Regions from separate parts of the Homo sapiens genome. Here region 1 is linked to region 2. The links are chromatin loops, found by intact Hi-C in ENCODE. Cell type or tissue: chondrocyte. All regions are shown on one strand. Links, peaks and the distances in the headings refer to the core of each region. The heading gives the core; the rest is flanking DNA.

Region 1 (9,803 bases), core at 1,248-9,247, 2.0 Mb before region 2:
TTTTTGGAGACAGAGTCTCACTGTCACCCAGGCTGGAGTGCAGTGGCATGATCTCAGTTTATGCAACTTCTGCCTCCCCAGGTTCAAGCGATTCTTTTGCCTCAGCCACCTGACTAGCTGGGATTGCAGCCTGCACCACCACACCTGGCTAAATTTTTGTTGTTGTCGTTGAGATACAGTTTCACTCTGTCACCCAGGCTGGAGTGCAGTGGCATGATCTCAGCTCACTGCAACCTCTGCCTTCTGGATTCAAGTGATTCTTGTGCCTTAGCCTCCCAAGTAGCTGGGATTACAGGCGTGCACCACCACGCCCAGTTGATTTTTGTATTTTTGATAGAGACGGAGTTTCACCATGTTGGCCAGGCTGGTCTCGAACTCTGGGTTCAAGAAATCCTCCCACCTTGCCTCCCAAAGTGCTGGGATTACAGGTGTGAGCCACCACGCATGGCCCTGAACTTTCTCTTTTTAGGAATACCAAAGTTTTCAACTTTTTCAGCTTTAGAATTTGTAAATATTTTTGTAGAATATCATATGACTGTAATTCCAGAGTGTTCCAACTTGTTTATGATATATTTGGGTAAATTTACAACTGTTCTTTTATTTGCCATAATCTGGTTATAACACTGTTTGTGGTAGGAAAGGAAAACATGCAAAACATACACACACACACACACACACACACACACACGCAGAGTTGTGATTCTCAGTACCAAGCTATAGGACCATGTTATAGATCAGCGTTTAGTCACCTCCAGGTTATATGCATCGAGAACCTGAATAAATCATGCCACTATATTAATTTATATTACATGTTTCATATTTAAATCATGTTTTCCTAAAATGTAGCAACTACATGTGATAAAAGCAAATTAGAACATTCTGTAGGACTGTCTTGCATACCTTCTGTCTGGTTTCCACTGATTCCTTCTTAGCCATGGAGAGCATTTGTGATTAATTAATTTATATATGAAATAATGGTTTCCATTTTATGCGAGTATTTGTAACTGCATATACCAGTGCGTGTGCGTCTACCTCTGTCAGCATGAAAGTATTCCAGTCTTTAATTTCAAAAACTTCAAATTAGCCTCATGAAGAGAATTTTTCCCTGTGAAAAGTAAGACCAAGAAAAAACAAACTAAAGACATGTGACTTATTCAATGAAAGTGAAAAAGAAGCTCTAAAACAGTGTCATTGATTAAAAAGAATATCTGGAATGTAGCCCCACTCTTTGAGTGGGATTCATTTCTTACTGCTTATGAACTTTCAATTTAGTAGTCAGAAACCATGGATTTATTTTACTGCACAATGTGAAGTTTACATTTTATTAACACTTGAGTAGTCTGATTTAGAGACTAGTTACTTCTATTTTTTAAAATAATGGAGTAACAAATTACAGAATAGCTAAATAATTTTTTAAAAATATTTTACAGTTGTAAAAAATATCCATCAGAAAAATGACACACAAAACAAAATATCTGGACCTTTACAGAAGACGTTTGCTGACCCCCACTTTAAAGGATTGGAACAGTCTTCTAGAATTGAGGAATATTTATTAAAATACCTGTAAAGAAAATAGTGAATCACTGTAGCAATGGCTTTGATTCAGACCTTAAAATCACATAAGAAGAATTACAACATGTTATGGATTTTTAAGTGGCAGGTATTGTAACTGTTTTTTGTGTGCAAAATACTGAGTAACCACTGGGAAAATATTTCAGATGAAAGGGATGACAAAAGCATGTTGCGCTTTGCATCAGCAAGGCATTGACTTCTGAAAAAATGATCTGAAAAAAGTTTCACCGTTTGTCTTCTTACCTCATTTTAAGAAGCATGTGAAAATGGGATACTATAGACTACTGAGAATTTCAGAAATTGAGAACAATTTCATAATAAAACGGCTATATTTGAAGAGAGAATACATTTTATATAAACAGGAAAATACATTTGACACTTTATGGAATTTTATGAGACTTTTTGTGGGAACAGAAGGTCTTCAAATTGTAAAATGTAAAGATTGCTCTTTTTATTAAGTCTTTAACAGGGATGTATTTCATTGTATGTTTTGGGTATGGCTTTGGAATAAATCATTTTATATTTTATTTGAATATCAGAACCATTTTTAAGGTTTTCTGTGTCTGAATGTTTCTGTGCTTCCTTTTTGGCAATCTGGTAGCTCTTAGATTATAAAAATTAAGTACCTCTCTGATGAAGAATTCAGTTTGATCAAAAATGCCTTTTATTTAGCAGTTTATTACATGATGCTTCTATAAATGTTATATTGTATAATCATTACCAAAATGACATAAGAATTATGGTTCCTGTTTTTCATGTGAAGAATGCTTCCCTAAAGATCACAAGCCTTCTGATTCCACGTTCACAGTCTTCCATTCGTTTAGGGAAGTCTTCCATTCCACTCTAGGGAAGTTATGGGACTTCCCTGAAGATCACAAGCCTTCTGATTCCACGTTCACAGTCTTCCATTCGTTTAGGGAAGTCTTCCATTCCACTTTAGGGAAGTTATGGGACTTCCCTGAAGATCACAAGCCTTCTTCTGATTCCATGTTCACAGTCTTCCATTCGTTTATTTACTTGTTCATTTAGTAAATATTGATTGGGCTGCAACTTTGTATCAGTTACTATTCTAAGTTCTGGGAATACAGCAAAGAATAGATAAAAGTTATTGCCCTCATGGAGCTTACGTTCTGATGGAGACAGACATTAAACAACATAATGGAGCTTACATTCTGGTGGAGACAGACGTTAAATAACATCAATAAGATGTACCGTGTGCCAGATCCTGATACGTGCTATGGAGAAAACCAAAGAAAGGGATGTGGAGTCTGGGGTGGGGTGGAGTCCTGCACACTTAAGTAGGGGGTCAGGGAAGCCTTCATTGACTCAAGACTAGAAGGAGGTGAGGGATGGAGTTATGCAGATAACTGGACAAGGAGCATTCCAAGAAGCTAGAAGAAGATGTGCAAAGACCCCAAGGCAGAAGCATGCCTGGTATGTTTGAGGAAGAGCAAGGAAGCCAGTGTGGCTGGTGTGATCAAGGGCAGAGGAGTAGGAGGCAAAGTCAAGAGATAATGCAACAAGGGTGTAGATGGCAAGGTTCTGATGAGATGGAAGCCATTGAAGGGATCTGAGTAAAGTAGTAAAGACCTGCCTTATCTCTAACACACTAACTCTAGCTGTTACGCTGAGAATAGGGTGTGGAGGGATGTCTTAGGAAAACAGATTCTGGGATGGAGATTTGAATGCAGATAGTTTTTGGGGGGAAGGTTCTCACGATCAACACCTGTGAGGGTGTAAGGGGTCCAGGCTTGGGCAGAGGGAGAAATTGAGGGGCAATGCCAGGTGAGGCCTCAGCGGGGTGCTGTAGGGCTGGAGTGGCCTTTCAGTGAGGTCCCCAAATGAGGCAAGAAATGCACGAGGCAAGAAATGCACGTAAGTTCAAACAGGGGCCATCCCAGAGAGGGGTGGGGCCTTAGCAAGGCCACTTCCTTCAGCTGAGGGCAAGGCCTGGTGAGGAGCTCAGCTGTGACCCATCAGCAGCCAAATGTCAAGCAATCTGGGGACTGAGTGCTTCAGTCTGAAGGGGATCTCAGCGGCACATTCACTAGCGGGTGAGGTGGTGCCGAGGTGCCGTTTAGCTTGTCTTACTCTCCCTCCTGCTTCCTGTCAACTGAAAGTTGGATCTAAAGTCTCCTTAAGATTCAGATTGAATGTCTGTTTTTAAAGAATACTTATAGTTGATACCGTGTACTGCTGACTGAATATTTTAGGCTTTGTGGGCCACATATGGTCTCTGCTGCGTATTATTATTTGTTGCCCTCCTCCTGCAATCTTTTAAAAATGTAAAAACCGTTCTAAGATGTTTAAATAGAGGTTAAGGAACTTGCCCAAAGTCACACAGCCAGTAGCAGAAGGATTGGATATAGGGCTTTCTTGGTGAAGGAATTTTGAGTTAGGTAGGGATGTTTACATGTAATGCAGGAAGGAAGGAGGTCGGGGAGGAAGAAAGGGAGGAAGGAAGGAAGGGAGGGAAAGAGAAGGGAGAAATTAGTTGGGGGATATAGAACATGGAAAAAACAGTCCTGGAGTTGGGCCTTTTCTTGCCGTTAAAAAACGAATTTTTTGTTTTGTTTTTTAGTTTTCCGACAGGTCTCTCTCTCTCACCCAGTTTGGAGAGCAGCAGCGCAATCACAGGTCACCGTAGCCTCAAACTCTTGGGCTCAAGTGATCTTCCTGCCTCAGCTTCCTAACTAGCTGGGACTACAGGCATGCACCCCCAGGCCCGGATAATTTTTCATATTTTGTTGAGATAGAGTCTCACTATGTTGCCCAAGCTGGTCTCAAACTCTGAGCTTAAGAGATCCTCTGGTCTCAGCCTCCCAAAATGCTTGGATTACAGGTGTGAGCCACCACTCTTGGCCCAAAATAGTTCTTTTTTGAAACCTAGTCAGTAGAGAGAAAATACGGAAAATACTTGCTTTTTCTAAACTAGGAGCATATACACAAATCAACTCAGGTATGATTGCCCTGGAGAAAGCAATTGTTTAAAATAACCTACTCCCAAGCAAGGGCTGTTGCGAGAATACTTTAATACCTTGTTCTCTTTCGGCTTACTGGGACATGTCAAACGATGTTATAACCATTCTTGTCAAAACAGAAGAAGTGGGTTAGAGCAGTTTGCTCACGGTTTGTTTCTCCCTGGTTGTGTGCCCTCGCCTTGGCTGGTAGTGCACAGGACCACAAGGTGGCAGTCAAGCCCTTCCAAATGGCCTCTTGGGTGGTCTGAAGCCTGTGTCTGAATCTCATTGTAGATTCCAGGCACCCGAGTGTTAGGAGTAAGGCCTTGCTTCTGAGTGTGATGGATTTTGTTATTCCTGATTTGAGGGAAGGCGGGAAAATGATAACGGACCGTTTTCAGGTTTAAGTGTGGAATTGCTTAGCTGCCGCCAATAGCTGGATCCTGTATAGTATCTCCTGATCATCTTGTGGGAAGAGCACTTGGTCCCCAGAAGATTATTTCTAGTGACAGAAGCTGCTTAGGGGAATGCATTCTTTTTGACTTGGTAGAGAATTTGATGAAGACTCTAGCTCTATTTAGGATCTATAGATGGCACATGATCTCTTCAGTTCTTCTTCAGAGCAAATTTCTTTATGTTGGTCTTCTAGGTTATATTTTCTTACTTGTAGATTGGTGGTAATATACATTAGGCAGCGTTCATATAAGGATAAAATAAAAGAATAATGTCACACTTATTTAGTGCCTGGCACAAAACATGTTTAGTAAATGCTATTATTGTACTATAACATATAGAGTTATTATTTAAAGGTCTAATACCTGGGGAGCATTTAAATTCTGATCTCCAGACCTCTCCTCAGACCAAGTAAATCAGAATACCTAGCGGCACAGTCTGGCTGATTATATTTTGTTAAATGTCCCCAGGTGGTTCTGATGTACAGGGGTTGGGAACTGCTGTTCTGGAGACACTGATGAAGCTGGTGGCAATAGACAGTTCATGAGGTCTAAGCCAGAATTTGCCAAAGTATCTTCCACTGAGTGTCCATAAGATGTTCCACAAAAAAATGGGTTACAGCTGGGCGTGGTGGCTCATGCCTGTAATCCCAGCACTTTAGGAGGCTGAGGCAGGCTGATCGCGAGGTCAAGAAATCGAGACCATCCTGGCCAACATGGTGAAACCCCGTCTCTACTAAAAGTACAAAAATTAGCTGGGCATAGTGGCATGCACCTGTAGTCCCAACCACTTGGGAGGCTGAGGCAGGAAAATCGCTTGAACTTGGGAGGCAGAGGTTGCAGTGAGCTGAGATCCCGCCACTGCACTGCAGCCTGGCAACAGAGCGAGACTCGGTCTCTAAATATATAAATAGTTATTTGATAAATGCTTCCTTAAGTCAATTTAAAGCAAGTTTATTGCAGGACTTCTCAGCACCTTTGATGTATGTGCATTGTGAATCTCTAAACAGGAAGATGTCATATGCACTGTATGCAAGTTTATTTGACCATGGAATCTTTTCTTCAAGAGGTATGAGGATTGGTGTTGCAAGAATCCCACTCCAGGCAGGCTACCCTAAGCATTTGCCATGGCTAAAGCCGCCTTCTGGGGAAAGGGGGACCAGGCAGTGCCTTCACCATGCAGTTGTTCTGGTCAGTTGCATCTTATTTGTTGAGTTAAATCAACTGTGATACCTGGTTCTTGTTAATTGGACCAGGAATCAACAGCTGAGCCAAAGTCTATTCAATCAAGAGGCTGCGAGATAAACGGTAAATAAATGACCCATCCAGAGCCATTCTGCTGGGGACATTTGAAGGTGAGGTGCAAAGAGAATGCCAAAGTTCCTGGGACAAAGACACCAGATCTGAGCTACTGGGGTTCCTCCTCTATGGGGTACAATTATGAGTCACTTTCCAGTTATCCATGAAGCTGCTAGTACATTTAGGTTATGGATTGGATTAGCTCATCCTTACAATCTGAAAGAACTTCACTGCTACAGCAATGCCAACACTGCAGGTATTATTCTCCCCATACTACACCATGGAGATGCAAGCAAACTAAGGTTGAGGGATTTGGACCTTTGTTGTCTTACTCCAAGTTGAATGCCAGCCAGTTACATCACTGTGTTGTTGCCTCTCAAGCTGAGGTCATTCAATCAGCAGGACAAGAGTAGGCAAAAAGTAATCGTAGTTTCCAGAGAAATCTGGAGAGTAAATGGCAAGGACACAATTCAGCGGAAGTGTCTCCTGTCTTGGGTGGAAATCCAAGTCGGGCACAGTGTTAAGTAAAGGTGCCAGCAAAATCAGGCCAGTTTGATATAAGGCCATTGGATGAGGAATCAGCAGGTAGGGGATGAAGTTTAAGGTGACTGTTGCAAGTCCCAGAAGAAAACCCGAAGTTAAAGTGGTATAGCCATGTGACTAGTGAAGCAGGTGACTAGTGAAATGAGAGTAGTACTAGGGACACATTGAACAGACCTAAGGTGAGGCAGGGAAAGGCCAGGATTAACATTTGAAAGCCAGCTAAAATAAGGCAGGATGAGGAGGAAAATGGAAAAACTAAGGAAACAAGTAAACATCATCCATAGCAACCCTTCAAACCCTTAAGGCACGTGGAAAATGGGGAGAAAAGAAAGCAAGTACTTATTCACAGCAAGGGCAATTCTACATTGATGGGAAAATGTAAATCCTCTAGAAAAATATCTTTGTCTACATATCGTTTTTCAAATATTCAAGTGATATTCAGCAATGTGCTGGGAGAGAGTTTACCCATGAGGCATTTAGAAGTGTTTATGGTTCACCTTGCAGAAATGAGACTGAGAGGTTTTCTTCCAGTTGCTACAACTGCTTTTCTGTAAAATTAGAAGTAAGATGTGATGATGGAGCATCTCATAGTACATTATTACCAGATTCTGAGATGGAATTTTGGTTTTCCCTCTCAGGTATCTCTATGCAAATAAATTGCCTTCAGAAATCGCTTTGTTATTCTATCATATTTACTTTTTACTAGATTATATGTTACTGGAGAGTCTTGCTCTTGATATTCAGATAGCAGTCTATTGGAAAGAAGAGTTTTATGGTGGAAGCTACGTGGTGCAAGCAATAAATCTAGAGGACAAGGGGATAAAAGTCATACCCATAGAAAGGTGCCCATTCTTTGATGGTTTTGCTTTTAAAGTAGTGAAAAGGGCCATAGCTGGGAAATATGCTCTCCTTCTCTTTGTCTTTCTTCTCCTTCTTGTTCCTTTCTTCCTCCTCCTTCTGTTTAATTCTAATAGCACTTAAAAGTCTGTGGTGTAAAAGTCTGCTTTCCTGTTGGAACTTGATAGCACCCATCAGCCAGGAGTCCTGCAGAAATGACTTGACTAGTTGCTTCTTAGGTAACAGCATCTTGTCCAAGTGAAGACCCCTGTGGTAAGACATCGTAGCAGAATTTGGATTTACTCTGTTGGGATCTGTGCCTGACCCTTGGAAGAGAACCCAAGTTAGCCTGAAGATAACACCCGCTTCACCCATTAAGACATCTTGACATCCACCGAGAGTCTTCCATAAGGTAGTGAGTGATGTTTGGCAAGTGCATGCAGATGACATCTTGACAGAAATTAGAGGGGTTTTGCAGACTCATGAGGAGTGGCAGTGTGGGAGACGGGTGAAAGTATGGGCTCTGGCCTCAAATGCACCCCGTGCTGCTACTTTTTACATGTACACCTAAGGCAAACCACTTAAGCTCACTGAGCCTCAGCTTTCTCATCTGTAAATGGAGGGTATTAAGGGACCCAACCTCATCAGGTGGTTGTGAGGAGCTATTTGTTCATTCCAGGTATGAGGCACTCTGCTGAGAACACAATGGTAAGGAATAGGGGAGACTGATATTAGTCAGGTAATCACACAAGTGAGAGTATGTAAGGATAACGGGAGAGAAGTACCCTGAAGGGAAAGAATATGTTGCTAAAAGGAAAACCTTAGCCACATTAAATTTAACAGAGTTTAATTGAGCAAAGGACATTCGGGAATCAGGCAGTCTCCGGAGCCAGAGTAGGCTCAGAGAGACTCCAGTGCAGCCACATGGTGGAAGATTTATGGACAGAAAAAGGAAAGTGATAGACAGAAAGCCAAAGTGAGGTAAAGAAACAGCCAGATTAGTTACAGCCTGGTGTTTGTCTTGTTTTAACATGGTTTGAACAGTTGGCCCCCTTCGATTGCCCCTGTGATTGGCACAAGAGTAGGCTACAATTTGTTTACACCTCCATCATAGGATACAGTTTCCCATCTACGTAGAAACCTTTAGGCTGAACTTTAAATATGTGAGAAGGCAGCTTTAGACTAAACTTTTTTTTTGAGACAGGGTTTCCCTGTGTCACCCAGGCTGGAGTACAGTGGCACAATCACTGCTCACTGAAGCCTCTACCTCCTGGGCTTATGTGATCTCCCATCTCAGTCTCCCAAGTAGCTGGTACTACAGGCATGTGCCACCAAGCCCGGCTAATTTATTTTCTGTTATTGGTGGAGATGTGGTTTCACCATGTCGCCCAGGCTGGTCTTGAACTTCTGGACTCAAGCCATCTGCCTGCCTCGACCTCCCAAAGTGCTGGGATTACAGGTGTGAGTCATCATGCCCAGTCTAGGCTAAACTCAACAATGTTCCTGACCAGGAGAAACGCTTTAGACTGAGGGGTAGTGTAGTCAGGGGAGCTTCTTCCCAGGGAAATGTAAGAAAGCACAATTAATGCCTGGCATCTGGCAAGGCCTCGATAAATAGTAAGGCAGCAGGGAGAGGAGGAAGAGCAGGAAGAAGATGCAGACATATAGGAAGCCAAGGCCATGTGCCCATGTACCCCAGAGAAACCTTTGTGTAGGTGCCAAACTTTAATCTGAGATGCCATGATGCCAATGGCCACTGAGGTCTACAACCCCAGAATGTTTGGCCCTGTAATGGGTTGACAGTCTGAGAGGTAGACCCTCAGTGAGAAGGGTGAGAGCAGATGGCAAATGATGCCCCCCTGGGAAAACTGGCAGATGCTCCAGGGCTGCAGGACTGGAACTTTTGCCTTGTGGTAGTTTTATCAACATCATCTGAGAACTTCACTAACTAAAAAGGCTCTGTCTGCCAACCTTCCTCCCCAGGCCTCAGCATTCTCAGCTTTTCAGTGAGGAGTTTGGACACGTTATCTGAGCTCTAACTATCTTGTCTAGACTTCTGCTCATCAAGTCTATGATGAAATGACAAATTAAATGTGGATATATACAAATATATGCACACATGTGAACTCATGTTATATAA
Region 2 (9,803 bases), core at 1,104-9,103:
TCTAGTCATTTTGGCCTTACAATCCTTGCTTTAAAACCACCATGCTAGGCCCAGTGTGGTAGCTCACACCTGTAATCCCGGCATTTTGGGAGACCAAGACAGGAGGATTGCTTGAGGCCAGGAGTTCAAGGCCAGCCTGGGCAACATAGAAAGACCCTGTCTGTATAATTTTTTTTAAAATTAGCCAGGTGTGGTGGCACACACTTATAGTTCCAGCTATTTGGGAGGCTGAGGCAGGAGAATTACTTGAGCCCAGGAGTCTGAGGCTGAAGCAATCCATAATTGCACCACTGCACTCCATCCTGAGCAACAAAGCTAGACCCTATCTCAAATAAAACAAACAAACAAGCAAAACAACAAAAGCAAACCAAAAAACCCACCATGCTATGTTATCTCACAGATTAATATATCCTGGCTTCTTCCACAATCCTGTACATATAGAAATAAATATACATGCTCCTTGACTTATGATGGGGTTACGTCCTGACAAACCCATCAAAAAAAATATTGTAAATCAAAAATGCATTAAATACACCTAACCTACTGAACATCATAGCATAGCATAGCTTACCTTAAACATGCTCAGAACCCTTACAGTAGCCTACAGTTGGGCAAAATCATCTAAGACAAAGCCAATTTTATAATAAAATATTGAATATCTCATATAATTTATTGACTACAGCAATGATGTAAAAAGTCAGAATGGTTGTGTGGGTACACAAAGTATAGTTTATACATAATGTTGCTGACTTTTACACCGTTGTAAAGTCAAAAAATTGTAAGCCAAACCATTATAAGTTAGGGTCTGTGTGTAAATGCTTTTTACTTGATTCATTGACTTGACAGTGCCTGTATAAGTTCATTCACACGTTGCTATAAAGAAATACCTGAGACTGGGTAACGTATAATGAAAAGAGGTTTAATTGGCTCATGGTTCTGCAGGCTGGATAGGAAGCATGGTGCTGGCATCTGCTCAGCCTCAGGAAGCTTACAATCATGGTGGAAGGTGACGAGAAGCAGGCAAGTCACATGGCTGCAGCAGGATCAAGAGGGAGAGCCAATGGGCGGTGCAACACACTTTTTAACAGCCAGATCTCACGAGAACTCAGTCACTATTATGAGAACAGCACCACGTGGAGGGTGCTAAACCATTCATGAAAAACGCATCCATGATCGAATCACCTCCCTCCAGGCCCCATCTCCAACATTGGGGATTATAATTCAACATGAGATTTGGTTGGCATACTGATCCAAACCATATCAGTGCCTAAAACAAACTTTTCCCGTAAGCATTCAAAAATGACCTTAGGCCAACTGGAACCCTGCATGGAAACTCTACCAATTGCTCTCCTTTACCTGAGATACAGGTACAGTCGAGGTTCCATGGGAACCTGTATCTCAGGCCCAGAAAGGGAAGAGAACATCATACTACAAAGCATTTACTGGTCAATTGAGTGGGTAAGAACAGTTTTTTCAATTAGAAATGTTCATGGAAAAGAGAAGAACACTTTCTTACATTTACAGAGGATTATTTTGTGTGTAGATTTCCCAATCAATATTTTAAAGATTGACTTTCCATGTCATCAGAAGAATAATTACTAGACACACTGACACCTGATGTTCAATTTTGAACCGAGATGAATTGTAAATGTCAATTAATATTGTATTGTATAGAATCACAAGCTTTCAACTTAATTCAATACATATTGAGCTTATATAAGACATAATGGAGATAAGATGGTGAAGACCCAATCTTGACATTGAGGAGATTATATTGTAAGATGATGAGGACACTCACATATATTTTTAACACAGATACAGTGTGATAAACAGAGAGGGCAGATATAAACCAAGGACTGTGGAAGGAACAATGCAGAAGAGACTTATTGGGCAAGGATGAGAGACAAAACCTTTGTTTTGTAGGCTGATTGCCTGAAACACACTTCTGAATAGTCACTCCTCACCTCAAAAACTTTCAAGAGCTTCCTATTGCCTACAAATACAGCCTCAACCCCCTCACATGGCCTTCAAGACCCTTGTCTGTTGAGCCACAATTCTTGAAGCATAGTGATATAGTTTGTATATTTGTCCCCGCCCAAATTTTATGTTAAAATGTAATCCCCAGTGTTGGAGGTGGGGCCTGGTGGGAAGTGATTGGGTCATGGGGGCAGATCCCTCATGAATGGCTTAGTGCTGTCCTCATGGTAGTGATAGTGAGTTCTCAGGAGATCAGGTCATTTAAAAGTGTGTGGCACCTCCCCCACCCCACTCTCTCCTTTTCTCACCGTGTAATGTGCCTGCCCCCACTTTGCCTTCCGCCATGAATACTAGTGCCCTGAGGTCTCCCCAGAAGCTAAGCAATTTTGGTGCTATGCTTTTACAGCTTGCAGAACTGTGGGCCAATTAAACTACTTCTTCTTTTTTTAAAATAAATTATCCAGTCTCGGGTATTTCTTTATAGCAACACAAGAAAGGCCTAATGCATGTAGGGTGATCATCTTATCCTCCTTTTCCCAAGACTTCCCCAGTTTTTGCTGACCGGAAGTTCTGCTTCCCCAGAAAACCCTTCAGTCCCAGGTAAAGCAAGACAAGTGATTGTTCTAACTACACATTTTAGTGTGTGATGAGGCCAGACTGAGCCTAGCCAGAGTAAGCCACCCTCTGTTCATTCTGACTTTGCCTTCTTTCTCACTTCTGAGCTGTCCTTCCTGCCTCATCTCCTTCCCCCAGCCCTGTATTGAAATCCTACTCATAACTCAAGAACCATTCAATGCCACCAGCACCAAGACTTGGTGACAAGATTAGCTATATTAACATTATTACTATGAATAAGAGCTAACCTTTATTGAAACTTCTGTCACATTTTAAGTGGATTTCTGTATGTAACGATCACTTCACCCTCCATCATGTACACTCTACAATTATCTCTGTTTTACAGATGTAGAAACTGAGGCTCAGAGAGAATATTATAAATTATCCAGGCCGGGTGCGGTGGCTCAAGCCTGTAATCCCAGCACTTTGGGAGGCCGAGGCGGACAGATCACGAGGTCAAGAGATCAAGACCATCCTGGCTAACGCGCCAGGCACGGTGGCTCAAGCCTATAATCCCAGCACTTTGGGAAGCTGAGGTGGGCCGGTCACCTGAGGTCAGGAGTTTCAGAGACCAGCCTGGCCAACACGGTGAAACCCCGTCTCTACTAAAAATACAAAAAATTAGCCAGGCATGCTGGTGGGCGCCTGTAGTCCCAGCTACTCGGGAGGCTGAGGCAGGAGAATGGCGTGAACCCGGGAGGCGGAGCTTGCAGTGAGCCGAGATTGCGCCACTGCACTCCAGCCTGGGCAACAGAGCGAGACTCCATCTCAAAAAAATAAACAAATGAATTATCCAAAGATATTTAAAAAGCAAGAGGTAAAGCTGAGATTTAACCCCAGATCTCCGTAACCCAAAACTTCATGCTGCTAACTGTAATAGTATATGGTACACATTGTCTCCCTTCCTAGATTCTCCTCATGTTAAATTAACACCTTTTTTTTTTTTTTTTTTAGAGATGGAGTCTTGCTCTGTCGCCCAGGCGAGAGTGTAGTGGCGTGATCTTGGCTCACTGCAACCTCCACCACCTGGGTTCAAGCGATTCTCCCGTCTCAGCTTCCTGAGTAGCTGGGATTACAGGCATGCACCACCACACCCAGCTAATTTTTGTATTTTTAGTAGAGACGGGTTTCACCATGTTGGCCAGGCTGGTCTCTGAAACTCCTGACCTCAGGTGACCCGCCCACCTCAGCCTCCCAAAGTGCTGGGATTATAGGCGTGAGCCACCGCGCCTGGCCAAATTAACACCATCTTTAAAATAAATGCCTGTTAGGCCACTTAGCACTCTACACTGCATTAAAAACTTTATACACCTGACTGACTTATTTCTGCTGCCAGACACTCAGCTCCTTGATTTCAGGAACTATGTCAAATTCATTTCTTAATCCCCCAGAGTATGAAGGAGACACAAGAATATGTGTTGCATGAGAGAACGGACATATAGACAGATAGACATTTTTAAAGTGAGCCTTTAAAGAAAGCAGCTTTAGATGGGGAGGTTACGCCAGGCAAAGTTAATAGTGATACGAATACTACTAATTGCAGCTAACATTTGGTGAATTCTTCCTCTGCACCTGACAGTACACCATCTCATTTTCATAAATTACCTGTGGAGAAAAGTCTTATTACTTTCCTAGTTTTTCAGATGGAGAAACAGAGGCTCAGAAAGGTGGCAATTTGCCTAAAATTGCATAGCTGGTAAATGGCTAAGAGGCAGTTTTCAGACCCACCTTTATCTGATTGCATAGCATAAAGCTGTGGACGCTATGCTTTACATACTGAAGAAACGGGAGAAATTCCAGGATGTGCTTGCAGAAACACCGAGTCTACCGGCTGAGAGGAAGCATAGAGGGTGCGAGGAGAGTGGGCATGAGGCTGCTCTTTATTTTACAGAACCTTCCCATTCCCTGTCTCATTCGGCAGGGGTAATAATGATAGCTAACATTTGAGTATTTTTTTGAGAAAGCACCATACAGAGCACTTTTCATGGGTCAGCAATCTCATTCACTCCTCACAACCCTTTAAATAGATGCTGTTATTAACCTCATTTTTGTAACAGAAAATGAGGCTTAATGGGCATGGGTGGATACTGAAGCTAGACTTCTTCAAAACCTCTTCTTTGAGGTTTGCAAACACTAAGGAGAGTTGATCATGGCAATAGCATCCGACCAGACATCTCCTCGGAGTCTCGCCCCCACGTGGAGCTCGAATGAAGCTCGCGGGCTGTTTCAGCTGAAACCTCTTCCTGCGGGCGCGCCAGAAAGACAGGCGCCATCTCAGAGCTTCCTGCAGGACTCAGCATCTGTAAGTAGTTCAACACTTGGCACCCCCAGCGTGTTTCTTATATTAATTTGGGGTTATATTTTGACATGTGATCTCCTAACCTGAAGAACAGGGTTGTATATTTAGGCCCCTTCAATGTGGGCTTAATTCCACCAGTTAACTAAGCTGCACTTAAAGGTTTGAAAGAGCGGTATGTGTTCAGCTCACAGCAGTTTCCCCTGTAAGGAAGAGGCCGTCGGGACGGCCTCAAGGCTTCTCTTTGACACCAGAGAGAAGGTGAAAGTGAGAGCAGCCAGGCGTTAGCGTCAACCACAGCTGTCCAGGACAGCCTGGACGCATAGGCGACTCTCCTCTGCCACCTAGCGCTGAAAAGAAAGGTCTCCTCTTTCTGACATTCTCAACAACCGTTTCTCTTGTGTGGACAAGGAATCTAGTTGTCCTTTGCAAGGGGTAATTTTGTGGTATAGAAAAGGTTATTCATCCTCGGCTGCTTTTCTCTTTTTTTGAAATTTGGAGCATCTTGATCTTTTGGAAAATGAGTTTTGATATTTTGATGTGTGGGGAAATAAAACTAAACCGAGGTGGATCTTGTATATTTATGTGAATGTGCACTTCATGGAATCAATTTCAATCTCAGAGTCGGCCCTTTGACAATATAATGCAGGTTTCTTCTCACCCGTGCTCCCTATCGTCTGGCTTTTCAGAAATTGGTCCTTTTATACAATAAGCATGAGGTTGGACAAAAATGAAGTCTGAAAGCTCCAGAGCAATTTTTGAACTGTGACGTTTAGTTTAGAAATCTAAGTTTAGTGAGCCTTTTTAGGGGAAAGATGACATGCTGTACTTCAGAACTTCCTTAGGGGAAATAAGGAGACTATTGCTCTTCCTGTTTACAGATGCAGAACAGCCCCTGACTTGCCCTTTCCATCTTACTGCAGTGCCCTTGAGCTTCTGAATGTTGTGGGTGTCACTTAAGTCTCTAAAGTCTTGTTTCCTTGACCTCCGAGCCTTGCAAAGGAAAGAGTTTATGTCTATGTAATTATTATGATGATTCGTGTTACATATTTATATTTATTTGGGAACTAAATTTTATTTATCCTAGGTGTGCTAAATCTTTAGCACACCTGAAATTTATTTGGGAAATAAATTTTATTTATTTTAGGTGCGCTAAGTTTTTAGCTCACCTAAAAATGTTATAAATGTGTTGAAACCAAATAAAAACAGCAAAAACCCTGTGTAAATCCCTACCTTTTGAATCCATTTTTCAGATAGTAATTTTAAATTGGTAAAATTAAATCACTAACTACTATAACTGTCTTCTGCACAAACCTACATGTACAGAAGCGCTAAAAAGAAGTTATCTTTGGAACTTTTAAACTCATTTTCTTGTATTGACACTAAACTCCGTGAGATATGGTGGGGCCTTTTCTTATTATCCCGTAGAGCTCAGTGGATTTGGCGTAGCTATGTGGATGACGGTTGAAACAAAAAACCATGATAGGCTATGGATCTTCTAATATTCACAAAATTTTATTGAACAACTTTGTTGAAATAGATGATTATCTGCTGTTTATCGGGGAGAAGAAAAGCTTTTCAAATTATTACATTTTGATGTTGAAGAAAAATTTTAAATCACATGCAGATGCCTGTCCAGAAAGGTTAATTTTAAAATGATAGCCTTTGCAGATTCTACTAGGGCCGGCAACAATCACAGTTTCAAGAAGAATTCAGGCAGGTTATGCTAACTACTACATAAATGGCTAAAACTGGAAATGATATTCAATCTTCTATGTCAGGGGAAACCACATTCTATTTCTTTTCCTATAGCTATATTGTTTTTGTATATTATGTGCATATAGGAATTGTGAAAACAATAATTTTAAATTTCTATGTACATTTAAAGAATTAAATTGTTTTTTAAAATCATTCAATATGGGCCAGGCGCGGTGGCTCACGCCTGTAATCCCAGCACTTTGGGAGGCCGAGGCGGGCGGATCACGAGGTCAGGAGATACAGACCATCCTGGCTGGCATGGTGAAACCCCGTCTCTACTAAAAATACAAAAAAAATTAGCCGGGCGTGGTGGCGAGCACCTGTAGTCCCAGCTACTCTGGAGGCTGAGGCAGGAGAATGGCCTGAACCCAGGAGGCGGAGTTTGCAGTGAGCTGAGATGGGGCCACTGCACTCCAGCCTGGGCAACTGAGCAAGACTCCTTCTCAAAAAAAAAAAAAAAATCATTCAATATGCTTGTATTAAAAGACAATGTTTATGAACATAAAATGTGTTTGTCTGTTTGCTCTATGGGATTATGGTACATTGACTCTATTTGTAGTATAGCCATAAAGAAACAACTTCAAAATGAATGAAGAAATGATGATGATGATGATGATGATAAAAAGTTTTTTAGATGCATGGCACTATCCCACAGTGTGTACATGTATTATCTCATTTGAATTGCACCCAATTCTATAAGGTGGTACTGTTGTTCTCTATTTCACAGACGAAGACTGAGTCTTTCTGAGTTAAGTACTTGCATATGGTCTTGAAACTCTGAAGGTCTAGAGAGAACATTCTGACCCGCACTTTCTGGCTTCTAAAGCTGTGCTATTCCACCTTCATGCGACTTTCTATTTTCACCCTGTGGTTAGTAAATGCAGTTAATTAGAGCAAGTGATAATGAGCCAGTCACTGACTGAATCCCTAAGTAGTTTTTTAAATTTCTGTTTTCATGAGTTTATCAAGATACAGAGTTTTATGCTTTTCTTGAAAGAATTAATTAAGACCTGGCAACACTGGTGCTGAATTTCCTCAGGCAACAATCAGCTCCCTGGATTAGATGGGGCTGTGCTCTCCAGTTCATAGAAGTCCTCACTGTCTTCAGCTGTCTTACCTCCTTGGTCCCTGTTGTCGCTTGCTTTGGGACTCCTGCTTTATTTAAAGACCTGCAGAAAAGTAAGTTAATTTAGCAGCAAAGAACTATGAATTGGAAGTCTCCAATGTGTTAACATTTGGTATATAACACGTTTAGTTGTTTGTGTGGTTTATTGCTTTGTTGTCTTTAAAACAGTTAAAAGGATATAGAATAAGATATTTTAAAAGTTTGCATGGAATGCTGAAAACAGATGCATGAACCCTAAAACATGGATTCAAAATTTTGAAATAAATAATAAAGTTCTCCCTCACACCCCTCAGTAAAGCAGATATTCTCAAGTGTTTTGTTTGCATGCAATTTCCAGAAGAAATAGAGAAACACAAGATTGTATGCACAGGTGCAGACCCCAACTCACCCAGCTACCCCTAGACTTTTCCCACACCTTAAGAGCCACCCCCACATCTGAACCACAGACTGAGCCCCGGTCCTGACTCTGATATTGACTTGAAATAGAACCTTAAGTCTCCCAACTTTTCTCATTAATATAATAAGGGAATTGGTCTAAGTTACTTTTTTTTAAGTCTCCTTCTTGCTCCAAGATCCTATTATTCTGAAGTTACACTATCTGTTCTCTTTCTTTACATCTCAAGAAGAAAAGGTAGCAGAATCCTCTTTCTTATCAGAATTTTAGATCACAAGCAAAAATCCTAAACCTTCTTCCAAGGAAAGTCAGATTAAATTGAAATATAACAAATTAAAGTGCTCAGAGTTAAGCCTATAGGGTTTAAATGAGCACCAGCAGTACCTGAAGAAATATAAGGAATAGGGTTGTCATGGTCCATAATGTTACCCACAAGATTAAGTCTTCTACTTAACGTCTTAAAAATATAGTTGAAAGAAAACTCTGGAAAATTTTGAATATACATGAACCTTCTAATGAAGATTAACATTTTGTTTTACCCAACAACCCTAGTAAGCAAAAAAAAAAAAAAGTTGTTGTAAACTACTTGTAATTTCCTTAACTGTATTAGCTTTGTTCAAATTTAAATTGATTGCATAGACCTAAATAATTTTAATTTCATAAACTTGATTTTCTTATACTTAAGAGGAAAAAGTGCAGAATATATTTGCTTTATTCTTAGCTTTCTGTGGGTTTTGTTGTTTTGAATATAAAATCTCATTGTCCCTAAGATAATGAAAATATTATTCTTTTAAAAAAAATGCTTTCTATTGTGAGAAAATTGGATGAACATCCAGAATAGATTAGGAACTTGATAACAAAATTCAATATATACTTATTCTCAGTATAGATAACCCTTTCATTAACTAAGAAAATTATTTTAGCTTTAGCTTTCAACTGAATTTTTATTACATTTTCTTAAATTTAATAGAGGAAAAGAGCTTTTCACTGCCAAGTTTTTGTTATCTTGTTTTATATTAATGGAAAATAAGGGATAGGGAATGCAAATAAGGGAGAAAAAAGGAATTATTTGAATACCTATTAATTGTCAGGCCTCCTCCAGACATCATCCCAGGTAATGGTAAGTATGGTAGGTATCACAGTCCCTATTTTGCTGAAATGAGGAGACCAAAATGTGATCACTACCTCACATCTAGGCAGGATCTGATTTTAGGTTTGCATGTTTCTAAAGCTTGAGAGCTTTCTATTTTATCATCGTGTATATAGGAAATATATTTCTGCCTGTGCACTGTGGCTCACGCCTGTAATCCCAGCACTTTGGGAGGCTGAGGCAGGCAGATCACTTGAGCCCAGGAGTTTGAGACCAGCCTGGGCAACATGGTGAAACCCCATCTTTACTAAAAATACAAAAATTAGCTAGGTAGGGTTGTGTGCGCCTGTAATCCCAGCTACTTGAGAGGCTGAGGCAGAAAAATCACTTGAACCCAGGAGGCGGAGGTTGCAGTGAGCCAAGATCGCGCCACTGCACTCCAGCCTGACAACAGAGCGAGACTTCCATCTCAAAAAAAAAAAAGAAAGAAAGAAAGAAAAAAAAAAAGAAAAGAAAAGATTTCCGTGCAAGTATTGTTTCCTACTTG

Evidence for each region. Hi-C counts contacts between places; a loop is a spot of excess contacts. Peaks named below come from ENCODE experiments on the same cell type or tissue, not always from the same donor. Only the 100,000 strongest peaks of a DNase experiment are listed, where the experiment ranks them.
Region 1: it touches region 2 in a loop (2.6-fold over the local background); 4 of 110 quality-filtered maps call a loop at or near these places.

What each region holds. Positions count from the first base shown.
Region 1 is chr3:68,967,527-68,977,329 of GRCh38, reverse strand. EOGT (EGF domain specific O-linked N-acetylglucosamine transferase) reads left to right here. Exons shown (of 18, transcript NM_001278689.2): 18 at 1-2,105. Among named protein-coding and RNA genes, the nearest start is that of TAFA4, 40 kb to the right of the region's middle. In chondrocyte, for the core only: CTCF peaks have their summits at 4,542 and 4,757 (motif pointing right); no DNase peak of the experiment used is centred there.
Region 2 is chr3:66,967,436-66,977,238 of GRCh38, reverse strand. It overlaps LOC105377144 (a long non-coding RNA gene), which reads left to right and starts at 4,821. Exons shown (of 4, transcript XR_940939.2): 1 at 4,821-4,894. In chondrocyte, for the core only: CTCF peaks have their summits at 5,015 and 5,233 (motif pointing left); no DNase peak of the experiment used is centred there.